Linked DNA regions of Homo sapiens: region 1 is linked to region 2. A link is a loop called in an ENCODE intact Hi-C map of the cell type or tissue named here. Cell type or tissue: CD14-positive monocyte. All regions are shown on one strand. Links, peaks and the distances in the headings refer to the core of each region. The heading gives the core; the rest is flanking DNA. Region 1 overlaps GAS7 (growth arrest specific 7). Region 2 overlaps GAS7 (growth arrest specific 7).

Region 1 (4,386 bases), core at 131-4,130, 87 kb before region 2:
TCACGCCTGAAATCCCAGCACTTTGGGAGGCTGAGGAGGGCGGATCACTTGAGGTCAGGAGCTCGTGACCAGCCTGCCTAACATGGTGAAACCCCATCTCTACTAAAATACAAAAAATTAGCCAGGGATGGTGGCGCACGCCTGTAATCCCAGCTGCTTGGGAGGCTGTGGCAGGAGAATTGCTTGAACCCGGGAGGTGGAGGCTGCAGTGAGCCAAGATCCTGGCATTGCACTCCAGCCTGGGCAACAAGTGCGAAACTGTCTCCAAAACAAACCAAAAAAAACAAAGTTGAGGAACCCCGGAGTGCTGAAGCCCTGGTTCTTGAAATCCTCGCTTCCCTCTTTTCCTCTTCCCCTCTCTTCTTCCCTCCCTCCCTTCCCTTCGGGCTTCTTTTTCCTTCCTCCCTTCCTTCTACCCATCCTCCTTCCCTCCTTCTTTCTCACCCCCCCCTTTTTCCTTCCTTCCACCCGTTCTCCTTCCTCATCTATCACATATTAAACATAGTACAGCCTAATGTTTCCCCAGGTGTGTTAAACAGGATAGCAATTCTGCCAGATGTGTATTGTAAGTGTTATGCAGTGATAGTAAAGGGTCAGTGTTACGGTCCAAAGAATTTAGGACAAACACCCCATTATTCAGATTGAGTTTATTTACAGTAGGCCTTTTAGAATATGCTGACATGCGCTTGAAATCTCAAACAAGGCAACAGCATGCAGCATCCTTCCGCGCACACAGACGCAGAACCCGTTGAGGGAAATACAGCAGGGCTACCGTGAAATCCACTTTGGGACACACAGTCATGGCCACAGAATGCAAGGTTTGAAGTGGGGCAGTTCCGTGCTCATCCGGTCTGATGACATAGGGCACAATTACAGCCTCCTTCCTCCCACCACATCCTGGAAGGCCTCGCAGGTTCCTTGGTCACCATGCTCACCTTCTCAGGAGGATCCACTGTCCACCATGGCCCATTTAGGGGAGCAGTTTTACATAAATACCTTTCTGTTCCAGAAATTTCTCTCTGGCCACCTGGTCCTCACTGTCTCTCCTAGTTGTCTAAGATGTGAACTGCGTTCCCAAAGACAGACTGATAAAAGATTTTCCCACATGGTTGTGAATAGTGAAACACCTGTGGCTGCTTTCCAGGACATCAGAGGTTAAACAGGCCTTTGTAAGGTCCCAGGAGCCTCAGCCAGCAAGAACACTGGTTCTAGGGGAACATGCACTTCTTCCAGCAGAAGGTGTCAGGGCCTTCCCTGGAGTCAGGGGTGAGGTCTAAGTCAGAGTGCTGGGGAAGCTGCTTTGAACCTGAGACTGGCTAATTTCGCAAGAAGCGAGGGTCTTCCTTTGCTCCTGCAGGGGAGAGGAGAGCTGTCCCAGGCTTCCTGATCTGGAGAAGAAGGTGTGGGCGAGGGTGAGGCTCTGGGTTCAGGAGCCCCCTCCCCAGAGAGCCCCTGCTCAGAGGAAGCACAGCTGCCTCCCTAACCATATCCCTGGCCGGCTCCTCAGGCTCAAAGGAAGGTCCTCCTTGCCCTTCAGCCTCTGCAAAGGCATTCACTCTCTCCCCTTTAATCTAGGTTCCCTGAGGCTACTGGAGGCCTAAGGATGATCCCTCAGTGGGCTGAAGCCCCAAGGCTGAGCAAAGCCAGATCCTGAACCCATGTTTCCTGAAACACTCCCACAACCGCCCACCAGGACAACCTCAAAAAATAATAGATTTCTTTTATCCTTAAGAAAAACACGTAAGTTCAATGCATATCCCAGGCCCAGAGGCTCAGAAAGGTATTCACTTTCCACATTTGCACTGTTGACACAAAAGCCACAGATGCCTATTTGAATTTAAACAAATCAAATTTAAATAAAATCTAAATGCAATATGATTTCCAGGACTGGATCCAAGAACAGAAAAAGGACATGAATGGAAAAACTCATGACATCTGAATAAAGTCTAACATTCAGTTACTCGTAATGCACGATGTCAATTTCATGGTTTTGACAAATGTACCGTGGTTATGTAAGATGTCAACCGGGAGAACTGAGTACAGAAGGCACAGGAAGTTACTGTCTTTATAGCTTTTCTGTAAATTAAAAATTGTTCCCCAAATTTTAACAAGGTATTAAATTAATGAAAAATTCAGCTCCTTGGACATACCAGCCCCATTCAAGTACTCAAGAGCCACACATGGCTAGTGGCTACCATATTGGAAGGCACAGAGAAAGAATGCTTATACTGTCACAGAGGGTTCTACTGGACAACACTGCCCTGTACTGTCTTCATTCTACCCAATGACTCATACATGAAACTCCCAGCATCTCCCTTTTCACTCATTTTCTTTCTCTTTGCCTGTTACTATTTCTCTCTACAAATCAGTATTTCCACACTGCACGTTAAGCCCAGCCCAAAGAGGACTTTCAATATTTGCAGCAGTTACTGAATGGCGTCTTAGGTGTTCTGTTTTGGTTTAAAGTTTATTTCTTACTCATGCGGGTCTCACCCAGAAAGCCTGGCATTAAACACCTCTAGTAAAGCTACTGAATAAACACAGCTTCCATAACTCTGGTGATATTAAAGGATGGAATGCAGGCAAAGTCCCCAGCCCAGGTCTGATCCTAAGTAGCACCCAACATTCAAAGACTGGAGTCTAGTTTGTGCGGGGGTGGGGAAGGGGGGGGTTGGGGGAGGACTCTAGGCATGTTTCTAGAACTCTCTTCCCAGTTGGCAACCTGGCTGCCTCTGCTTACCAGTATCCAACAAACCTGCACTAATAAGAATGAACCAGCTCTGTGGGTGGCCCTTCAAACTCTCTCTAGAAGTTAACAAAGCTACAACACAAAAGTAAAGCTGGCTGGGCATGGCGGCTCATGCCTGTAACCCCAGCACTTTGGGAGGCTGAGGCTGGAGGATCACTGGATTCTGAGTTTGAAACCAGCCTGGGCAATATAGTGGGATCTTGTCTCTATGAAAAATTCTTTAAAAATTAGCTGGGCAAGGTGGCATGTGCCTATAGTCCCAATTAATCGGGAGGCTGAGGTGAGAGAATCCCTCGAGCCCAGGAGGTCAAGGCTGCAGTGAGCCATGATCACACCACTGCACTCCAGCCTGGGCAACAGAGCAAGACCCCACCTCAAACAAACAAAATAATCCAAAAGCATGCATGGATGGGCAGGGCCTCGTTTTATCTCTCTCCAGGCCCTCAAGTTTATGAATGGGGAAAATGAGGCCTGGCAAGGAGAAACATGCCCAAGGCCCCAGTTTAACATTTGTAATTTCACAAATCTAGGATGCCAGTGATTGAGGCCAGCAGTGGCTCATGTCTGTAATTTGGGTAATTTTGGGAGGATCACTTGAGACCAGGAGTTCAAAACCAGTCTGAGCAATATGGCAAAACACTGTTTCTACAGAAAAAAATAATAATAAGAAGAAGAAAATAAAATAAGAAAATTAGCGGGGTGTGGTGGCACACGCCTGTAGTTCCAGCTACTTGAGAGGCTGAGGCAGGAGGACTGCTTGAGCCCTGGAGGAGGAGGCTGCAGTGAGCTATGATCATGACACTGTATTCCAGCCTGAGTAACAGAGCAAGACCATGTCTCTAATAAACTAGTATATACTATTGATTGTAAGATGCATCTGACTTCCAAGATATTAATATGTCAGGGGAAAATGTATGTCTCAGAATCAATGACACAGGACTCTTCATGCTGACGTAGGGAGCTGCTGCTTCTTGCTTCAATGGGCCATGGTCTGGGAACCCTTGAGCAGCGCTGAACTGAGGCTCTGGGTCACTCTAGAACTGAGCTTCCCCACCTCGGCACTAGTAAACATTTAGGGCCAGGTGATTCTTTGTTGTGAAGACTTGCCTGTGCATTGTGGGATGTTCAGCAGCAGCCCTGGCCTCTACCCACTAAATGCCTGTAGCCCCTCCCCCCGGTGCTGGCAGTCAAAAATATCTCCAGACATTGCCGAATGTCCCCTGGTAGGCAAAACCACCCAAAAGAGGGAGGAAAGCTTAACACATATGTGGTATGTTTCAAACAAAGAAACAAAGCACAAACGAACTGAGTTAAATAGGTTTCTTCATTTCAGGCCTTCCTGCAGTCTTCAGAATGCTAATGTGCCTGTCCTTCTTCATCCTCCTTCATGGAGCACGGATACATCTGGGATCCCAAGGATTCCACCTTAGGAAATACTACCCCAGCACCCTGGGGATGGGGGCAGAGGGGGACAGGAGTTGTCAACACACTCAGTCTAGCCTTGGCCATGCGGGCAATTCTCATCTCTATATCTGACCTTCTCCACCCATCTCCCCACCTTTCTCAGCCCCCTTTAGGGGCCCAGCACACAGTGCAGCGCTGGACAGAGAGAGGCTCTTGATGCACCTGTAGGGTAA
Region 2 (4,386 bases), core at 197-4,196:
TTTTCCCCAGGGGCCAATGGGGCAATACTTGGTGACATTTACTGGCCAAGGACGCTGCTAAACACTCAACAATGCACAGGACCGCCGCCCACAACAAAACAACCATCCAACCCGAAATGTCAACAGTAACATGGCCGAAAACCCTGGTACAGACACACTGACCAGGCTTCAGTTGGTTCCCGGTGCCCCCGACCCAGGTGCATGTCCACGGAGGGATCAAGCTCAGGACTTTTAGAGATCACAGACAAGTTCTGACCTACATGAAGGAGGAAATTTACCATTCTGGTAATTACTTTAAAGTAAATTCTAGGCTGGGCACAATGGTTCATGCTTGTAATCCCAGCACTTTGGGAGGCCAAGGCGGGTGGATTACTTGAGGTCAGGAGTTCAAGACCAGCCTGGCCAACGTGGCGAAACCTCGTCTCTACTAAAAATACACAAATTAGCTAGGCATGGTGGTGCACACGTGTAATCTCGACAACTCAGGAGGCTGAGACATGAGAATCACTTGAACCCGGGAGGTGGAGGTTGCAGTGAGCCGAGATTGCGTCGCTGCACTCCAGCCCAGGCGACAGAGTGAGACTCTGTCTCAAAAATAAAATAAAATAGAAAATAAAATAAGTTCTACAACTGATCGAGATATCATTTGATCTTCCAATGATTCTCCATGGATATAGAGAAAAGTTAAACAAACTTTAAAAACATAAAACACATCTTGCCCATAGAAACCACACGAACACAGTGGGCACAGATCATTTAAATATCCTGATGTGAATAACTTTAAATAACACAGCTAATTCTGCTTTGCTGGTGGGTTGCTTTTTGGTCTCAGAAATCCCTGAACCAGCAAATCAGGGCTGCTCACATCCCTATTCTCTCCCTTTCCTTTCTTCTCTCCCCCAGGAGTGCTGAGCCACCATTAGCTGACACTAATTCCTAATGACCCTGCAGATCTCAGCTCCCACCGCAAATGCCCTCTCACCCCCCAGGATCCTGTGGGTAGCCGAGCAGTCCTGCACCACGTGAGTGAGGCCTGCAGTACTTGGGGCAGCCCAGGGGAAGGCAGGGATGTCCAGGGAGCTCCATCCACACTGTGCAGACATCAGGGGGCACACAGTAGGATGGACCCCTCCCCACAGCAAAGGCAACCCTTGCCTCGCTCTGTGCTCCCACTTACCTGCTGGCTGGGTTTGCCAGAGTGGGCCAAGAAAGGGAAGCAGAGTGGCTCTGTGGTGGTTTCATGGGGTTTCCCCTAGAGGAACAGACAGGCAGAACTTGCTAATGCCACTTCTTTGTCATTCTTGCAAAAGGAGTTCCTGCTCCTGCCTACCTCCATCAAAATAATAGGCAACGGCATGGTGGCACCTGGCACGTGTGTGTGCGCGCGCACGCGTTTGTGTGTCTGTGTGTGTGTGTGCGTGCGCATGATACTCACAAAGACGTCCCCATGTCCTACACCTCAGGAGGACCCCTTCCATCCTGCTCTCTCTGCTGAGGAAACCTCTTATTTAACTTCTCAGTTGCAATGATCCACCATTTTCTGCCAAAGCTACCATCTCTGCTCCAAAGCAGAGAAGCAGCAGCTCCGGCAAAACCCTGACAAATCATCTAGTTTCTATGATTATGCTTATTCCAGAGAATGAATTCAAGGTTCAAACAGTTCGGCAGTTTGCCCCAGGCAAACTGGGGCAGAGTGCATACACTTAAACAGCTAATAATGGCGGTGCCGAGATCAGGGTGTCAGGGTGAGGATCTCATCCAAGGTCAGGCTGCTAACAAGATACGACACTGAGGGCTCAGCCCTGCACATCTGGCTCTGGAACTCTTAACTCATCACCTCCACTCTAACCTGTTCACCACGGCAGCTTCCTGACCACCGTCTAGTATGGCTCCACCCTGGGTCACCCTCCCTGGTCAAATGCTTCCTTCAAGACACTCAGGTCATGGGCTTCCCCTTGCACGGGTGGTGAGGGGGGCAGAGGAAGCATCTTTTTTTCATCCAGCCACAGCAGTTTCTTTGTTGCCTCAATGCCCCTAGTGAGTCACCTCCTCCAAAGGCCATTGCCAAAGAGAGCACCATTTTAGCACGAGCGCTCGTCCCCACTTCCCTTTTCCATTTCCCAACATGGCCCTCACCAGCTCGAACATTAGTCACACACGTGCCAACAGAAGTTCAAAGATGCTCCGATAATGTGATTTGTAAACACGAAGTCCCAGCAGCGGCGGCTGCTGCAGCTTCTTGGCTCTCTCACTCAATCCCCTACACCTTCTGGGGCCTCCCAGATTGACGTTTTCATTTCCCGGGCTCCACGACACGCAGGGACTGTGAGTCTGCTTTTCACACGTGGGAGTCTCGTGCCAGAGGCTGGGGCAGAGGAAAAGCCTCACAGCATGATCTGGCATTTCCAAGCACACCGTGGGGGTCTGTGACCTACAAAGCACAGCAGGCTCTCGTAGCATCTGTATGCTGTGTGGGCCTGCCCAGCAGGCCATACGTACCCCGGCTTCTGAAAGAAGCACCCTGATTTTTCTACTGTGGAACCACCTCACCTCATTCTCAGCCCTCGAGGTTTCCGGGAGCAAGTGGCTCCTGCCTGGCCAATTAGCACGTGCCCTCTCCCCAACCACGGTACTAGTTCACGAAGGGGCATATTACCCATCTGGGGCTGGATACCTGGAATTTGGTTTTGGAATTACTGGGGAAAGATGTATTACTATGACAAGATGCAAGCCTGAAGCTGCTGATGGTCACGCTGACAACTCGCAGAAGTCTCACTGAGAATGGAGCCAATGCAGAAGGAAGAGGGCTGATGAGGAAGACAGGGAATCAGAGATAGAGAAACATCAGACTGCTGACACTGTTTGTTTAAGCCACTTGATCAAACCATGCCTGAAGCTGAACTTCCTGGGACTGTTCCTTTTTTGTCTGAATCCAATTTGAGTGGGATTTCTTTTCACTGGATCTCGCTCTGTCCCCAGGCTGAAGTACAGTGGTACAATCATAGCTCACTGCAGCCTCAAACTCCTAGGCTCAAGTGATCCTCAGCCTCTCAAGTACCTGGGACTACAGGTGTGTGCCACCACACCTAGTGAATTTATTTTTTATTTATACAGATGGGGGTCTCACTACGTTGCTGAGGCTGGTCTCAAACTCCTGGGCTCAAGTGATTCTTTTGCCTTGACCTCCCAAAGAGCTGGGATTACAGGTCTAAGCCTGAATAGGATTTCTGTAACATTTAATAGAAAGAGTCCTGGCTAATAGTTCCTTGGTAAAGGGCAAGGTATACAGATAGCAACAATCAAAACTAAAGAACATAAAGCAGGGAGAATTTAGAGATTTGGTTCCTTTCTTGAGCCTGCACTTGTGGGTAAGCTTCTCTTCCAAAGATATCTGCATTTCTAAAAACCTTCCTTTGGCCACTATAACACTTGGTGTCTTAAAGCAACAGAAATGTATTCTCTCACAGTTCTGGATGCCAAGCTTCCAAAAATTAGTATCACTGAGCTGAAATCAAGGTATTGATAGGGCCATACTCCTCCCAGAGGGTCAAGGGGAGAACTCAGTCCTTGACTCTTTCAGCTCCTGGTAGCCGCTGGCATTCCTTGGCTTGTGGCTGCATCACTCAAATCCTACTTCCCCAATCATACCCTTTGTCTTCTATCTACAGTCAAATCTCCTTCAGCTTCTCTCTTATAAAGATGCTTGTGATTACATTTAGGGCTTACTCAGATAACCCAGGAAAACCTTCTCAATTCAAGATCCTTAACGTCATTGTACCTGCAAAGACTCTTTTCTAAATAAAATAACATTCCCAGGTTCTGGGGATTAGGACGTAGACAATCTTGGAGAGCCACTATCAGCTGCCCTCATCAGGCCAAGTTGGACCATGGATCAGAAATGTTGCTGTCAATACCTCTGATGCTTCCCCAGGTCCTCCTGGCTGGGACCTCTGGGGCCAACTGTGCCAGTCACATAACACTGGAAGAAGAAATAGCCAGAATGTTGGAGCTGGACTCAGAGTGGAAGATATGCAAGAGCACAGAGTGCCAGGGAGGTTCAGCAGGATTGGGAGCCCCAAAGGAGGTCTATCCGGAGCTCAAGTTAGGGGGCTGTATGCTTGGGGCCAAAATGTAACTTGACCTTGAGATAAGATGAAGGGAATTACAGTATACCCCTCTCCATAACCCCATTTCCCCAGTGACCAGATTGCTATGGCGTAGGGTAGGAAGGCACCATCTGTAGTGGAAATGGGAGGGAGAGGAAAGTAGGGACTGAAGAAGCACAAGAGAGACTGTGACAAGGAGCCAAGGCCAGGCTAATTTGTCGCCCAAGCTGGAGTGCAATGGCATGATCTCGGCTCACCACAACCTCCGCCTCCCGGGTTC

What was found. Peaks named below come from ENCODE experiments on the same cell type or tissue, not always from the same donor. Only the 100,000 strongest peaks of a DNase experiment are listed, where the experiment ranks them.
Region 1: it touches region 2 in a loop (2.5-fold over the local background); 1 of 110 quality-filtered maps calls a loop at or near these places.

The regions. Positions count from the first base shown.
Region 1 is chr17:9,975,089-9,979,474 of GRCh38, forward strand. All of the region lies in intron 3 of GAS7 (growth arrest specific 7), which reads right to left. Among named protein-coding and RNA genes, the nearest start is that of RCVRN, 72 kb to the left of the region's middle. In CD14-positive monocyte, for the core only: no CTCF peak of the experiment used is centred there; DNase peaks (open chromatin) are centred at 2,013 and 2,293; H3K27ac peaks cover 3,871 bases.
Region 2 is chr17:10,061,894-10,066,279 of GRCh38, forward strand. All of the region lies in intron 1 of GAS7 (growth arrest specific 7), which reads right to left. Among named protein-coding and RNA genes, the nearest start is that of GAS7, 130 kb to the right of the region's middle. In CD14-positive monocyte, for the core only: no CTCF peak of the experiment used is centred there; DNase peaks (open chromatin) are centred at 1,238, 2,058 and 2,798; H3K4me3 peaks cover 1,132 bases; H3K27ac peaks cover 3,037 bases.